Regions from separate parts of the Mus musculus genome. Here region 1 is linked to region 2. A link is a loop called in an ENCODE intact Hi-C map of the cell type or tissue named here. Cell type or tissue: left cerebral cortex. All regions are shown on one strand. Each heading gives the region's core, and the rest is flanking DNA. Links, peaks and the distances in the headings are about the cores only.

Evidence for each region. Peaks named below come from ENCODE experiments on the same cell type or tissue, not always from the same donor. Only the 100,000 strongest peaks of a DNase experiment are listed, where the experiment ranks them.
Region 1: a loop joins it to region 2, with 6 times the contacts of the local background. A loop is called at or near these places in 4 of 42 quality-filtered maps.

Annotation. Positions count from the first base shown.
Region 1 is chr16:67,085,336-67,093,335 of GRCm38, reverse strand. All of the region lies in intron 1 of Cadm2 (cell adhesion molecule 2), which reads left to right. Among named protein-coding and RNA genes, the nearest start is that of 1700010K23Rik, 430 kb to the right of the region's middle. In left cerebral cortex, for the core only: a CTCF peak has its summit at 3,388; a DNase peak (open chromatin) is centred at 3,402.
Region 2 is chr16:67,771,463-67,781,721 of GRCm38, reverse strand. No RefSeq gene overlaps it. Among named protein-coding and RNA genes, the nearest start is that of Cadm2, 160 kb to the right of the region's middle. In left cerebral cortex, for the core only: a CTCF peak has its summit at 5,421 (motif pointing right); DNase peaks (open chromatin) are centred at 5,424 and 7,672.

The DNA of each region.
Region 1 (8,000 bases), core at 1-8,000, 690 kb after region 2:
TCAATTAATAATTATATAAATGAGACCATTTTAGAGCTTTAAAAACCATCTTTTATTTTAAGGACATTTATTACACATGATGGATATCAATTTTTCATCCTAAAAATAATCTTTAGCTGTTACAAATCTTCATTATTCCTTGTAAATCAGGCCCTATGGTCCATAAAGTGATAAAAGATTTAAGGCAGGTTATTACCAGGTAGTTGTGACACAAACTGGTAGATGCATGTGCTCTAAAAATCCTTGATAAATTATCTGTCGCATCATCATCCATGGAAAGTATTCTAAATTTTGTGTGAGTCTCACCAGATATGTGATGGACTAGAGTGTGGCTGTGAAGGAAAGAGAGACTTATGTCATGATTTTAAGTTTATCTGAGGAGGCATGTAGGTCCAGATGTTTCGGAGACTCTCCCTGTTCTTGTGTTTTCATCTACAGTACTAGTCACTTATTATCTGGGCGTGTTCCTATCCCTTCTTTGTTTGGATCATTCTGCAAACTAATTATACACAACATTCTTAATTAGACATAAAATTCTCATCTTAGATTGAAATCTGTACAGTAAGATAAACCTAATAAAATTTTAGAATGCATTTTTAAGGCACTCATATTTTATATGAATAACTTTCCTCAATTTTTTCAGTTGAGTTATAAAATTTAGAAAACTAGAATAATGCCCTTAGAGTGAGACATTTATGAAATTTTGATTTATATCATTTCAGTTGTTTTCTTGTATGCTGAAAGTTTGTAGATCCTTTATCTACTGTAGAACTGTTGTCTATGTATGCCATGCACTGGCAACAAAGGCAGAATGAAACAACAGTAGAAGTTAATTAGATTAAAATAGTTTAATGTTTTGATTTTAAATATTGATGATTCTTTGTTTATATCAGTGTGTTTTTTAATACTTTGCTGCAAAATGTTGGTGATGAGCACATATTATAGCTTTCTACTAGATTGAACTTATTGTCCCTTTAATGTAGACTTCTGTAAGCCATCTATCAATTCTATTGTACATTTGAAAATAATTCCATTTTAACTGTGAGTTCATTATACAAGTAAAATCAAGCCTGGTTTATGAGATTATTATTTTATTAAAATTTATGAGAATATTATTTAAAATTTTATAAGAATTCTCACTGTATTAAATTTCAAATACAAAAAAGATTTAAACATATGCAAAAAGCATACATGCATTTAAATGAATATAATCTTAATGAGAGTATATATATATATATATATATATATATATATATATATATATATATAATTTCTGTTAGGGAATTATTTTATTATACTTATTTATTCACTTTTCTGAGGCTTAGGGCTGAACTCAGGACTTTGTTTAGTACTCTTACACTGAGATAAATCCCCAATCACAGTAATATATTTTAATAGAAAATGTCTCATGGCAGAGATGGGAAAAGTATCTCATTTAACAAAAGGCAACAATGGCTTATTTAAATATCTAAATGCCCAGAACAATTCAACCTATAGATGGATGCTTTTTGTGTCCTTTAAAAAAATCCTTTTGAAAAAAAAAACCCTCCTTTTATAGCTAAGACAGTTTTCAAATTTGGAACCTTCTTTTCTCATAATTCAGATGCTGGAATTGTGAATGTTCGCTACCTGCCAGTTAAAGTCTGTGATTTTAATGACTGCATTTACATTATCTCTGACCATTATAACATTATGAAACGCAACAAATTAGACAACCCAGGCTTTGAACTTGGGTAATACATTTCTTTGGCTTGTTATTTATTATAAAACAAAGTCTCCAGATTAATGTTCAGAGATAAACTACCTCAGGACATTCTCTAAATCACTCTTATGTTGTCTCTAGACTTGTTCGATTTAGAATGTCTGGGCCTACTCACACTTAATAGCATTAGATTGATTGCCTTTATGCCGTGTCTACAGACAAGGACAAGTTTTCAATAGCCTCTCCATATCATAGGTACCAATTAAGTCTATTGCACTAATGCACATAAAAATACTTATCTATTAAACTTCTGCTACTCTTCTCAGCTGTCTATGATGAAGATGGGTTCATTCAGGTGATACCCGCTATATAGTATTGGTCAAAGATCCCCATGCATTTGTCTTTGAAGCCCTCTGCTCATCATTTTACCAAGTTTCCCAAGCCATGAAAGATTATACTCTGTTCAGAGCAAACCTTGCCTTTGAAACCAACATCATTTTTGGTCTTCAGTCTAGGGTAGTGTGTTAGGATTGGATATAGCCTTTATATGTTAGCAGTGGAAATGGGAGGTTAAATCTTGATGCTCACTCCTGTCAATCAATGCTTAGCATAAACAGGGGGAGTTTGCTTAAGAACATGGTTTGCCTTTGTGTTTAATTAATGCATCCTTGGCTGAAATGCTGCTAATGTAGTAAAACTTTGGGTCTTTGGTACTAATGGGGACTTATTTATTTGTTTATTTACATATTTTTCCTCCCAGTCAGTCCCCTCCTGGTACCCCACCACGAGAGTCCCTCCCCCAATTTGCTTCTGTCTGAAAGTATACTTTGCCTGAACGAAACAGTGTAATTTACTCATTTTCAGCCCACTTGCCCTCAGCTTCCAGGTCTGAGAAGTGATGTGTAGTCACAAGTATGCCTTTCTGTTGCATCCTCAGGAGTTGATCACAGAAATATGTTCCCTGACTGACTGAACCATGCACAGATCCACAATCTGTTATCTTCTTGTGGCATTACTGATCTTTAAAGACCAACTTATTTGTCTTCTTTGAAAGTATAGAAATGTTCAACAATAGCCAGATTAAATAACAACAGACAATATTCAACTTGGTATAGTGTGTAACAGAAAATACTTAGAAGACACATCTACACATGCAAGATTTTCTTTTCTTTTATTCTGGATGGGTACAATGAAAGTGTCTGTCTTTTATGCTTTGTGTTAAGATGAAGTGTAACTTATATCAAGCCAGATACATTCAAAATCTATTTTTTTCCCTGGAAATCCATAGCTGAAGCTGGTTCTGCTAATCACTCCTATCAGTCATAGCATGACTATCAAGTTTTAAATGACACCAAAACATAGCCATAGTTCAAAATAGAAAGACCTCTGAACATCTCTAACTTCAGGTCTCTCATTTCTAATCATGTCAAGTTCTCTTAGAAGTGTGGGGTTTTAATACAATTCATGGGAAATGTCAACATTGAAAATGGCATTTCCTAATATGTGCTTGTATTCATAGTGAATCACGTGAAACCAAGTAATAGGACTTCTCACACTGTAAACTTTTAAAATCCTGTTAGATATTACGGAGGCCACAGACACAACTCTTTTCAGCAGTTTCATCATTGGAGATAACTTTCACTGGTTTTATAATTACTTGCAACTAGAGGCAGACAAGGCTGTCATCTAGTGTCTGTACCTCAGAACTGCAGGCATACTGTCCTCAAACCTGAGAAAAAGCTCAGCTCCTACAGACAGAACAAATGGATTTGAGACCCAAACTTATCTGGTAATGACTAGGCAACATCAAATCTGGGTATCTCTTTTTGTCCTGTTACACTTGCTAATCATCTGACACATCATCGAAGATGAGTATGAAGTACTCCTTCCCAAACTCACCTTAAAATGGTACCATGTAAAACACACACACACACATACACACACACACACACACACACACACACACACACACACACACTCACACACCCACACACACACCCACATACACACACACTCTCACACACACACTTGTGCAAGCACACCTCCAACACACATACCAAGGCACAAAGACATGTAACTCATAACTAGAAACTAATTTTCCTTTAGTATAGTAGAACTGTGAAATAAAATACAAGAGGCATTTTTATCATTTTTATGTTTATCATCCTAGGATTACAAATTGAAGCATTGCAAACCCTATTTTGTTTCATATTTTCTTCCAATGTTACATTTTTCTATAAATGCCAGCATTTTGAAAGATATGATTTAAAAGATGCATTCAGCTTTCATAAAATTATTAATTCCAGCTGACAGATAACTATTAAAGTAAGATACCTCTCTTTTTTTATTCATTCTTCATATAGAAAAATAACCCTCATTGTATTTTAAAATAGATGATTAGTATTCACAAAAAGTTACTGAGAAAAGACTCCACTGAAGGAAAAATTGGAAGTTAATTTAGTTAATCAAACAGTTCACAAAACCAAATCTTTCTAGAATAAACTACTAGGGAAGGTATTTTTCTTTATCATTGATATTATATGGAATAAAATAAACACACATAATCTGAGTATTCTATGAATTATGCCTGTATTTTAGACTAATAGTAAATTGTGTATTGTACACTATTGATTACTTCTTAATGAACTACTTATACTATGGTATGATTTAGCTATATGTAAAAGACAAGGATTGAAAATACTAAAATATTTAAATATCTTAAAATCCATACTGTTGTCTGTGAATTCTATTGTTAAAGAAATTTTTAATTTTTTTTAAATAATCAAATACTGTCATAGCATTTTGTCCTTACTGTGACAAAATTCTTGACAGAAGCAATTCCCTGAAAAACAAACAAACAAACAAACAAACAAACAAACAACAGGCAAAGCCTATTAGGGTTTACAGTCTGAAGGGATACATTCCATCATGAGAAGAGAAAGGAGAGTGGCTGGATAAGGAGCTCACCCGCTGTTCACACTGCCTATCGGTCAGGAGTGAGAGAATGGACTGGGAGTGTGGCCAGGCTATTAAGCTTCTTCTTCTAGGGAAGCCATCACCTTGTAAAGGATGCATTACATCCCAAACTGCACCTCCCAGTGAGCCTACAGGAAACGTTTTTCATTCAAACCACACCACATAGCCTGTACCAGTTCTTTCATTGGACCCTTTCACAAGACCAGATTACTAAATGGCACTTTTAAAGAACTCATGTATATTGTATAAATGAATTGCATGTTTTGCTTCTTCTCAGACAGTCAAGTCTCCTGGTCCATTGAAATATCCCTCGCACATGATAGGAGCAGTTCACACTTCTCGATGCATCTTTCCTCATTTTCCACTTGTTTATAGATTTCTAATTTAGAAAAAGCATCAAGACAGCATGCGTTCTGCTGCATATGTACTGCCAATTACATAGAAGCTTAAAAATATCAGTAAGGACGTTAGAGGATGTTCTAAATGATGAGTCAGAGGGTACTATAGTCACTCCTGCCCTGTGAGAAGGCAATGGATAGATAATTTGTAACTTCCTAAGCAAGGTAAGGATTTGGTTTTCCTTTAAAATAGGTTTTCAATCTGATATGTTGAAGATGCACTGTAATGGGAGTTAAATGAGGTTAAAAAGAGGGCAAAGGTAAAGTTTTTCTTCTTCTTTCTTTTATTTTTTAAATACTCTAAGTAGATCAAGACTCTGGAGTTTCTTTTTGAATAGCACTTCCAGAAGGGAAATTTATATGCAGCTCAAGTGTTTGAATGTATAATTTATTCATCAGCATCACTTTCTCAAGCTATTCTTCACAAAATACCATAGTGAGACTCCGCAATGGAATTTGATTGTGCAAACTGATACCACTCGCCTGCACTGATAAAAGGGAAGTGATGATTGTATTCTTATTCTATTGCATAATATGAATTTAAATTTCAATTACATCAGATTAAATATTCGGCTATAAGCCATCTTCATTTAACATTATTTCTGATTAGTTTCTAATTTCTGTTGCTATTGATAACAGTTTTTTACCTTCTCATCTGTGATTGCATAGTAGAGACATTCATATATTTCCCATCTATTTATTTGTGTTTTGAATTTAGCAGAGTTTTGAAACTCTTAAAAATTAACTAAGGGTGAAGCATTTCAAATTAAGATCCCCAGTATTAGAGGTATTATAATGTAAAGTCTGGCTTACTGAAATCTACAGTTGTTAAAAGTGTGAAGAGAATCTCAGTCCTGTTTTATTTTCTTCTAAAAATTAATAAGAAAAGAACTTGATCTTCAGATAAAGTACTTGTTACACAAGCCCAAGGACTGGAATTCCCACCTCAGCCTACCCAAAACTCTGGGCTGCTACTGCTACTGCTACTGCTACTGCTACTGTTACTATAACTATTACTATAACTATTACTATTATTATTACTACTACTATTACTATTACTATTACTATTACTATTACTATTACTATTACTATTACTATTTTTATTGTCAAGAGCCAGAATGTAATTGGAATACTGGGATGGAGTCTGAAGAAGGAAGCATAGGAAACCCCAAGTGCGTGAGTATCTAAACTAGCGGTATGAAAAGAACAGGGTCAAAGTAAGAGACCCTTTTCACCTCAATGAATGAGGTGGAGATTGATCAAGGGCTTCCTATGTCAGCTGTAGGTGTATCTTGCATATACACTCATATCTGTGCTCATACACATGAAAACACAGACACACACCACACAGAGATATAAAAAGAACAATCGGTCAATCAACTCATTAAAGGTTTCCTAGGTACCTTTAGAGGAAATGGCATTATCAAATGGAACTCATTTATATGGTGTGTAAGTAGTTTTCAGCAACTAGATTTGAGTGATGAACTTATGTCGTAAATCTTACAATTCACACACACACACACAAAAATTCAATGCTCTGGTAACTTCAGTCATCTCTATTTGCTCTTTTTCTCATCTTTCTCATCGCAACCCATCCATCCCCAGTACTGCACTGACCATGACTTTGTCACATCTCCTCCATTCTTTCCCTGATCCCATTGTGTCTTTAAAGATGCTGTGCTTATTTAGAATCTAATTTTCTCGTCCTGTGTCCTCTAAAGGCCTTCTATCTGATCTTTGCCCTCAGCAATCTCATCCCTTATGGTAATGTCAGACTATTGTGTCTAAAGTGTAGATTTAGTGGATTCATTCCATGGTTTCTTGTTACTTAATGGTTAGTGTCAAGTTTGCTAATATGTAATAGAAGAGCTATTGATTTATTCTGGATAATTAAACTTTTGATTTTCTTAGGATAATGGTAAAACTTGCGCATTGAAACTGATAATATAATTTAAACTGTTTCTTTCCAAAGATATTTAAAATAATGTATGGCTTTCTCTTAAAGAATATAGGCTCAGAATTTTTATTTACGACACACATACACATAGTGTTCTAGGCATGTGTACAGGTTAAAAAATATTTTTGTTGTAGTGTATTTAACTATTTTCATGCATGTGGGTGTGGAATTCATGATCTAGATTGGTTAATCTAAATGTCCCAGAGAGGCTAATATTTTCACTTCGCTAAATAGTCATCAGTGGCTATTCCCTAATGTTTTAGAGATGCCAGGATATATGTTCCATATTTTTATATATATTACTTATTTAAAACTTAAATTGTTTATATAATTCATACTTGTGAAACTTTGGATCTATGTGACTACTGACAGGTTATTATTTTTAAGCCATGTTTGAAAATAACAACCTACACTTAAGTTACAATTTGGTCCACTTTTTTTTATAAGCAACAATGTGAGTAAAGGAATTTACACAAGAGCTTGGTGACCATCACGCTAAGTACTTCCTTAGTTCCACTGAAGAGAAGGCTGAAGGAATAATCTGTTTGGTCTGACTTGGGTTGTGGCAAACTGTGGGTGGTAGTTTAAAGGGTGGTTTGAAAATTATCCCCTAAGGAAACTGTAGGTTAAACAACTTTTAGAAGATGATTGGAAGTAACCCTAAGGTGTTGGAAGGAAAGGTTGATGCGGGTGGTAAAAGGTGGCTTGTGGCTAGAAACTAATTAGTATTGCATAAATTACTAATCAAATTTCCCTTTTCAAATAGAGATATGATTTATTCCAGAGAGGGTCTTGGTATAATTGACCTAAATATTGACCTATTTTTGCTATCTATCTTAGTATCAAATAAAAGACATTTGATAAATGGGAATTTGTCAAGAGACATTTCTAGTTGGTTTCATTAATAAGTTCACATTTATGTCAAACTATGAAGCATTATGAATCAACTAACAACATTTTGCAAAAT
Region 2 (10,259 bases), core at 1,191-9,190:
AATTATAAAGAAAGAAAATCTATCCTCAAAACCACAAACTATCAGAGAAGTACCTGAATACATATGTAAAACTATAAATACACACACACACACATATATAATATATAATATGTATATATAATGTGTATATAATAGTATATATATAATATGTATATACAAAATATGTATATATGTGTAAAATATGTAAATAATATATAATATGCAGGGGCATGTATGGTATTTTATAGAAAATTATATTAATAATAAAAGATTTCATTATTTACTACTATTTAAAGAGAAAATGTTTTTAATATGTCTTCATAGCAAATGAAATATAAAATCAGATTATATCATATTTGAATAGTTAATTCAAAGAACAAATATATTTTTTATCTTCTCCATACAGCAAAAATGTCTTATAGTTTGGGTAGTGTTATAAGTCAACCTTCTTTAATTGATATCATTTTTCAAGCAATATAATAGAGAAGAAAGATTCTCTGAAGGAAAACAAACAAAAAAGTCTGAAATAATTAATGGACAGGAGAAGTGTAAACTCAGTCGAGAGACTGAGCGAATGTGAGACAGACAGCTCCTGACTGACCCAGAGCAGTGGGGAGCAGGCAAGCTTTGTCTGATTAAGGCAGGCAATTTAGTGGCTTGGGATTTTGAGCTTTGACATTTCAGTGCCAATCATAACCAGGGAGTATGTACCCCAACAGCTGGGATCCTTATAATACCTTCAGGGAACAAACTTTTTTCCCCTGCAAGAATTTAATCCCTCCTCAACCACTTTCTGGGCCAAAGGTTTCTCGAAGGCTTTACAGAAAAACTCATACCTAAAAAAAAGGCATTTAACTGTCCTACCCATCCACCCCTTTTCAATTCCCCATGACCTTTAAAAGTTGGTTGCACATTCAGTTATTTTATAAGTCACAGTGTGTTCAAATTAATCTTAAGGATAGGCTGGTTTAGAAGTAGTTAAAGTTATAGTATACAATTTTAAAAATCTCTATGACTACCTTTCTCATAGCAAATATATAATATTTGGAGTTAATTTTATTTACTATAATTCCAGTAATAGCAAACAGAAAAAACATTTCTGTTTTTTTAATGTAGACACACTATTTATAAATTAATAAAATAGCATACATATAAATTTTTCTGGTTATAATTTCATATAAATGAAAATTATTGGTTGCTTTTATCTACAATTGGTTAATGGACTTTTTTTCCATGACAAGAAATCCTTTCAAGATGACAAGCACTGCTATTAAGATTCTTCTTAATTTTCTCCTAAATGATTGTGTTAATAGAAAGGAAACCTTTAAAAATGATCATGCGGCTTGCATCAATTTCCAGAACTTAAGGAATTGCTCAGTTTCTTGTTTTTGTAAAAAATACAAAGTCAAAGTCAAGTAGCCAGAACATTTTTCAAGTTTAAATTATATATATAATGACCATGACCCATACAATTTACATGTCCAAAAGTTTATTACATCTCTTTCAAAAACAATTTGATTCAATTAATATTAACAATATAAAACTGATGAGTAGAGTTGGCTCAGTGGTTAACAACATTTACTGCTCTTCCTGAGGATCCAAATTCAGGTCCAATATATCCTGCTATTTTCTACTAATGAGCAAGGCTCTCTTAAGCACAGTTTTAATTTCTAGGTAGGGCACAGAAACAGAGAAGGCCCTGTCTCTTACAGCCAGATTACACTGAGTACCAAAGAATGGAATAGGTAGCTTAGTCCTTATGAATGAGACAAATCTAAGTTCAATATTTTCAACAGCTAATAATAGACCTGTGTATCAACAAACTAGATTAAAACAACTAGAAATTGAAGAACTCACTCATTACAGGCAGAGTTCATTTCTTTTAAGTAGTTTTAAATTATTTCTTAACCAATTATAGGCACTTGAACGAAGGTGGTGATGGGCATTAGAAATTTTCAATTTAAAGATTTTTTGTAATTTTGTTTGGTGACATTTGCTTTTTTAATCACCTTGCCCTCTTAGTTTACACAGATAACATGACAAGGTCGAAGAATAGACAGACCACTTAAGAGAGACTGCACAGGTGGCTCACCAGTTAAGACCATTTCCTGATATTGTACAGGACCCAAGTTCAGTTACCAGCACCAGTGTGGGACAGCTCACAATCACATGTAATCCATGCACCAGGACTGTGCAAAACCTTTGGCCTCTACAGGCTCCTATATACATGTGTGCATACCCCCTTCCAAACACACACACATATCATCATCATCATCATCATCATCATAATAATAAAATCTAAAAACGTCTTTAAAGCCACCTATTAAGTGAAATGTTTAACTTTCTTTTAACATAATAGGCTCTCTATTGGTCAAGGATAACAACTGATAAGCCCATTGGTTTGTGACTACCAAAATTAAAATTAAAATTAGAGGGAGAGGGAGAGGGAGAGGGAGAGGGAGAGGGAGAGGGAGAGGGAGAGGAAGATTTATAGTACATATTGGCTCACATGACAAGTGGCTGAAAACATGATCTGAGGATTGCAGAAAAAGGAAAAGAAATGGTTGAAGTTCGAATATCAGAAAGCAAAGGAACTGACACCAGAAAAGCATGTCCTAGTCTCAAGATGTGGAAATCAGGCAGAAGATCAATGTCTTAGCTCAAGCAGAGAAATTCAACTTGTTGCTCTATTGATCCCCTCAACAGCTCAGATGATATCCATCTACATTGATGGGGGTTACACTTCTTTAGTATGAATTTACATGCTCAACTATTCCAAACCATGGTTTTGCATACTTTTTTTGTTTTATTTTTATGGAAAAAACATCTAATAAGAAGGAATTTAAGAATAAAAAGGGGAGTTATTGTGGCTTAAATTCTAGGGGTATTACATGCCACCATAATGAAAAACTAAGAAAGAACAGGAGGAAACTGGGATTATCGTGTGGAGACACAAGATAGAGAGAATGAAGAGGAAGAGAAACTGGGCTATAAGTCTGAAGGCCTTATCACAGGGACCTACTCTATCCAGAAAAACAGCAATCTCTTAACATTCCCATAGCCTTCCAAAACAGTGTTCCCACTGGTGACCAAATGTCCAAGAACCAAAGCCTTCAGGAGACGTTTGACACTCAAACCATCACAGATAAAACCACAATCCATTTATCCAGTCATCTGAGCACACTGTGGTCGAGGTAAGTTATCTAAAATATTTAACTATAACAAACTAGAAATGCAAGTCTTCGCTACCAGTCTCTAAACTCAGCCATTCGTTCTTTTTGTTTGGTTGATTTGGTTTTGATTTGGGTTCTTTTGCTTTGCTTTGTGGCGTCCTTGTCATTTCTGGTGTAAAATAAGACATCTTATCTCACAGGTGATTGTTTTATTTCATAGAGTATAATCCAAAGGCTTCTATGTATGTTTCCTTCTGTTCTGAACGCTGCCTTGTACAAGTAGGACAATATTAAATGCTGTAGAAGTAGTGAGAGCAAAAAAAACTGTATCTTGCTTTGGGTTTTAGGAGAAATGCAGACAGCATTTTATATCTATGTATGAAGTAAAATGCTACCTATGAAATTCTGTCCCAAAACTTATCAGTGCATTTTGTAATGAGCAAGTATTTTAAATTTGGCAATGATCTTTCCATGTTTATGGAGATAATCACATGCTTTTAAATTTCCTAACATATGATGCTAACTCTTTATTTTAGCCTTATATGCCAAATACCTCTTGATGTATGGTCCCTTACATATATCTTGCTGAATATACTACTGTACAAAAGTGGGTTTTTTTTCCTCCTAGAGGAAATCTTAATCTCAGAATGTGTTCATTTATCATTTTATTTTCTTGTAAATACTTTTATTCAGATGCAGGGATATATATCTACTAAAATAAATTAGTTTTTCCTATTGGTTGAAAACTTTATTAATGAATTTCTCTTTCTTCTATAAACGTCTTAGCAATTCTAATGTGAAACATTTACGTCTGGATATTTCCAGTGGATTCAAACTACTTGTTCAGAAAAATTCATATCTCATTTTCTGCAGTTTATTTTACCTAAAGTTCTATACTTTCAGCATGTATAGTAATGTCACACTTACTATTAGCCTTTCTCATTTACTTGTCTTTTAAAATTCTTAAACATATATTTATTTGTGCTGTGGTGTGTGTGTGTGTGTGTGTGTGTGTGTGTGTGTGTGTGTGTAGGCATGTGAAAGCTATGGAACACTTTGGATGTCACTGGATAACTCACAGCATTTGGTTCTCTACATCTGCCATGTATGTTTGAGGATAGCACTCAGATCAGGACTGGCAGCAAGAGCCTATACTCACTGAATTATCTTGCTGGACCTACCTCTGTCACTTCTGATTCAGCTACTTTGAATATATATATATATATATATATATATGTGTGTGTGTGTGTGTGTGTGTGTGTGTGTGTGTGTGTATGTATATATATATATGCATATACACACACATATATATGTATGTATAAATATATATATATATATATATATATATATATGTATGCATACACACACACACACACACACACACACACATACACACATTGATTATTGATCATCTGCTAGCAGGGCAAATGATCTCTGAGTCAAATTTGAGGTTGCCAAGGAAGAGAGAACTCTAAAGGCGAAGACCACAGGGAGACCTTCATTATCTATGCAGGCAAGTAAAACCTGTTCTGTTCTGCTTAGTTAAGAGATTAAGGAAACTCAAAACAATCTTTGGGTATTTGCATTAGCAAGTTACAAAGGCAAAATAAAACCAGCAATTCATATAACAAGTAGATAGTCACTGCTGTATAATTTTGGGTAGGGGTCATTGAGTCAGGCTTACTGGGAACTTACCTTACAGGGACTAGAGTCTGAGACAAACAGCTGGTGACTGCCAAGGTAGAATCACGGTACAAAATAGAACTTCTTTACATACCACACAGTTCTATCCACCTTCCTATATCGGCCCCTCTTGGAGCTGGGGTCTTTGGGGGAACAGTCAGTTTGATAGCATGAGTGCTGAGATCTAAATGCCTGTCATCTTCATTGTGGAGCAAGTGTTTCTAACCACGGAGCAATCTCTCCATTCCCATTGTCCCTCTTTTTGAGCCAGTTCTTCTTTTGCAATCGATCTATCTCTATTTCTTCTGTCCTTTTGCCAGACTTGGCCAAGTTATACCTTTTCTCCCATCCCAGGTCATCCCCATCACATATATTCTATATTGCCACTCAGACTGTAAAGCAACCCCATGTTCCTTTTCTCTCACGGTAAGAAAATTCCTGATGGAACTAGGCAAGTTCTTCACTACTGAGCTATAAAGTCAACCCTACTTATTTATTTATTTATTTATTTATTTATTTATTTATTTATTTACAGGAGAGTATTGATTCTTATGTCTGAGTGTGCATGCAGTACCTAAAGATGCCGGAAGAGGGCACTATATCTTCTGGAACCAGAACTGCAGACCACTGTATGCAAACACATTGGCGTTCAGAAGAAACTTGGGTCCTCCAGGAATAAGTGCTCTTAGCCATGAAGCCATCTTTACAGCCTTGCCTTAAAGATATTTGTACAGATAGTCCCTAGACTTTTAGATTGATGAAGTTTCTCTCACTGGTATTTCCAGTGTCCAGATTATTTTTTTTTTAGTGAACACAACACCCATTCCTATGAAAGTGACTCCCAATTCTTTGTTGGTGACTGGACACTTTAAAGAAAATCTAACAACTTTATTCACTCACACCAAGGATGAGTAAGATTGATCAGGCATAACTGCTTGTCAACTCAGTAAATGTTTTCAATATGTATGATGTGATGTGGTGGTTATTGTCCTCAAATGACAATATTAAGAGGCAGTAACTTCTTTGTCTTGGTCCCTGGTCACAACCCACTGTGAGGTTTCCATAGCTGATGAATGCCTACTACACTGTGTTCAATAATCCATGAACCTGAAGCTGCTGCTTCTTGGTTTGTGGGATATGAAGGACCAGCTGCCTTCCACTTCCACTAGTGTGGTGACACACACTGCCTTCCCAACCAGGATGAAAGATAACTAAGCAAACTAAGCTGTCTTTCCAGTAAATTGTGTCTTCTCAGGCATTTTATCATAGTGATGAAAAATGTAATTAACACCAAAATCGGTACCAAGAGATGAGGTTATGTATTTTATTGTGGAAATGTGGACATGTGATGCTTAAACTTCTGAATATGTTTATGAGAGGCCTGTGGGAAAGTTTGGCGCTTCATGTTAGATAAGCCATAAAATACTTTATGCAGAACATAATCAGTCATCTTGGTGGGAGTATAGAAGACAAAATAAAGCTGCTAGAAATATCAACAGGAACGAAGAAGTTCATCAAGACTGAGATGGAGAGAAAGAATCTGCTGGAAATTTAATGTCACTGCAGATGTGACACAAATATAACAAGCCATTTGTGCTGAATTCTGCTGAAGGATCTGACTGTGTTCTGCCTGTATCCTGGAATTTTGAATAAAGTTTAATTAAAAAAAATAATAGACTAAGTGGTTTGGCAGAGAAATGTTCAAGACCACAGAACATTCAGGCTATAGGATTGTAGTTGGTCAACGCATTTTCTCAGATTGCTCGTAGGAAAGACCATGGGACAGGAAAATAAGAAAGTTGGTAAATGAAGCAGTCAGAGGAAACGGGCAACGAAAGAAAGGAAGAATACAAACAAAAACAAATCTGAAAGTGTTCCAGAAATTGCCTAAAAAATTAAAACTTTGCAGTAGATAACTATTAAAGACGCTTGCTTATAAAATTGCTAATTCATATGAAAGGAGTTTACAAGAATTGAGAATGCTACCTTATGAAATTTCCATTCTAAAATAGCCACATTGGAAAGTACTTGCCAGGATTTAGTGCAAAGGTATGCAGACACGAATATACAAGTAAAAAAAGCAAGTCGCGATACAGTTCTGTCTAAGGTATGTAGCATTGGTCACATTGAAGTCATTTGTCAGACATCAAAATCACAAGAGATATAGGAGGTAAGGAAGCTTACATCAAAGTTTTACTACCCAAAAGGTGTGAGACCCGAAATTGATCAAAATCCTGAAGAGCTTGTGCATAAAACTCTGCAGTTTGAATCCTGAATTACAGTATCAGGATATGGGAGCATACAAAAAAATAGGATACTAAATAAGGAAAACTACAGGTACAAAGTTCTAACAGCACAAGAAAGAGACCATAGAGCTGAGAGCAAGGGGTTACTTAAACTTATTGAATGACGGGTTAGTCCATCACAAATTAAAAATATTGTTCATAGATGTGGGAGGGTATGGTGTTTGATATGTCTGGCTTCATTATTGATTTTGTTGGGTTTTACTTTTAGTTGCTACATTTTCTCTTTCTCAGTGATGTTTACTCTGTGTCTTATTTCTGATTTTATATGACTCATTTACTGAGAGATTCCCTTTTGTCTAAAATCCTGCTACAACTCAATTTATCTTCACCAGATTTGCTGCTAACTTCATCCAAGCACACTGATCAAAACCTACGACATACCTGAGAGTGTCCGAGGCTTCAACCTAAACATCATCTAATTTAGGAGCAATGCTCCTTAAATTATATTTATTTTTCCAGAAAAACCAAACCAAACCAAACAAAAAATATCTCTGAACCAGAGTTTTGAAGCAGGATTTCTGGGCAACGTTGAATGTCAGTCTGCAAGATATTTCTGCTTCAGTTGCTAAGGGCTATTTAGGGATGAAAAGTAGCTTGAAAGATTCATAGCCTGGTGAAGAATTATACCATCAGAAGTATGAATAAGTGTGGTCATCAAGGAGCCTGTAACCTTAGTGATACTAAGAACAAGGGATATTGATCATTCCATCAGTGGATGGTGGGTTGTAGGTAGAGAATATTTCTGTCCTCTCTCATTTGAATGTGCCTACTGCTTATTCACAAGGACTTGCTGTGGCCTGGGGAAAAAAACAAAACAAAACAAAACATGTAGATATTCTGCTCCTCTGAAGACAATAGCTTTTCTGATAAGACCTAGGAATAGGGGAAGCACTGTGAGCAGCTATACAGCCATCTGGAGTGTGCTTTCTACCTCCATACACTAGAAAGGTATTCAAGGGGAATTTTCAGATGTCAAAAAGGATTGACTCATTCTCTCACCAAGTTGTCAAAAAGTCCTCTTAATGGATATGTCTTCACTTACTATTTGCCTTAAAGATCATGTCCCTGGGCATTCAATGGTTCTATCTTTTGCACAGTGATTTCCAGGAACCTCGCTTGGTGTCTGTTTGTCTTTCTAGCTCACAGCTTTATCAAAGGAACACATCAGCCCTGCAGTTCTTAGTGTGGACTTTCAGACCTTGGCAAGAAAGCATGTTAGCTAGATGTTCTTTCCTGGAGCTCCAGGTCTAACTCTTGCTCTCTGACTTCCTTATCCAGATCGTCTGCCCATGTTCATGCCATTATCATTGCAGAATCTACATTGCTTTCACGCACCAACCAGCAAGGCTTTCATTTGGAGTCTAAGCAAGTTTTAGCCTCGTAACATTATTATTTTCCACTCCATACCCATGCAATTTGCTACATATTCTGTACCATTTAAGAAGCCCCAGTGTAGCTAAGTTCTCACTTTCCTTGTCATCATCTCTAGCCCTCCTTCCTTCTCTCCCTTTGCCCCCTCTCTCCATGTGGCCATGGCCGGCCTTTCTCCCTCTCTCTACCTCCTCTCTTTCCCCCTGCCTTTTGGCAATAAAGCTCTAAAACCATTAAAAAGAAAAAGAAAAAAAAAAAAAGAAAAAAAAGAAGCCCCAGTGAAGGGGAATGCCAGGACAGGACAGGAAAGCAGGAGTGGGTGGGTTGGTGGGCAGGGAGAGGGAGGATGAGATCGAGGAGTTTTCGGAAAGGAAATGAAGAAAGGGGAGAAAATTTGAAGTGCAAGTAAAGAACATATCTAATAGAAGGAAAAAATAAAAATAAATAAATTAATTAAAAAAAAGAAAAGAAAAGAAAAATAAAAAGAATTTAGGTAAGTATTACCTAAATAAAAGTATATGCTTTTTCCAGGCAGGACGACGTATTACACTTATTTTGACTTGTCTCATGAAAAAGACCTGACTGACTATTAGACTTTATTAAACTTAGATGAAGCCTTCCCCAAACTATGTTAATATAACTGATAATGTATACCTGAATACATGTACATAAGCTTCCTCTTACATGAAAATTTTTCTGCTCAATAATGTTACCATAACTGATAATGTATATCCTAAATGGCTGTACATACACTTATCTACACATGTATGTGCATATACCTATGTATGAATAAATATATAAATATATGCATCTATATTGAGGAGAAGAAAAGGAGGCATGACTTTTTATCACCACTTTATTATAGCACAGTAATAAATTTAGGGTAGTTTGCCATGAAGAAATCGATAACTAGTTAACTAGATTACTACTTTGAAAAAAATGATTGCAAAGGGCAGATCACACAGGTTAGGGAGCTAGCTACCCACCTATCATGCAAAGATGTGCTAAACATTACTCAAATGGAATTATTTAGATGTTTGAATATTGCAATACCTGTACTTCATATTCAATACAACAAATACACACACACACACACACACACACACACACACACACACACACACACACAAGAGGTAAAGGCCCAAGATAAGTACTTTAAAAAGAGATATCATAAAATTATTATAACAAAATGACAAATTGAAGATGAGTGGAAATGTTCATATAACATGATTCCTTCTTAAAGAAGATAGGATAAAAATTTCTATTTTAAAAGAGTGATTTCCCACCAGCCAAGGAATACAGATGGAGGGCCATGGCTCCAGCTGTATATGTAGCAGAGGATGGCCTTGTTGGACATCAGTGGGAGGAGAACCCCTTGGTCCTGGGAAGGCCCAATGCCCCAGCGTAGGGTAATGCTCGGGTGTTGGGACTGAAGTAGGAGTGGGGGTGGGGAGCAGCCTTGTAGAGTCAGGGCATAGAGAGGGTGGGATAGGAGGTTGCAGAGAGGAAAAGGGGAAGCAGGATAACATTTGAAATGTATGTAAACAAAACCACCAATAAAAATTTTTAAAAAGAAATGATTTCAAAAACTGCATACTAATTTTAAGATGCAAATATGTCTTTTTCATATTTGTGTTATATTCACTAACTCTTAGTTGTTTTTCACAGTCACAGAACACATATATTCTTTTATTGTTTTTTACTTCACTTTTATTTTATTTTATTTTATTTTATTTTATTTTATACA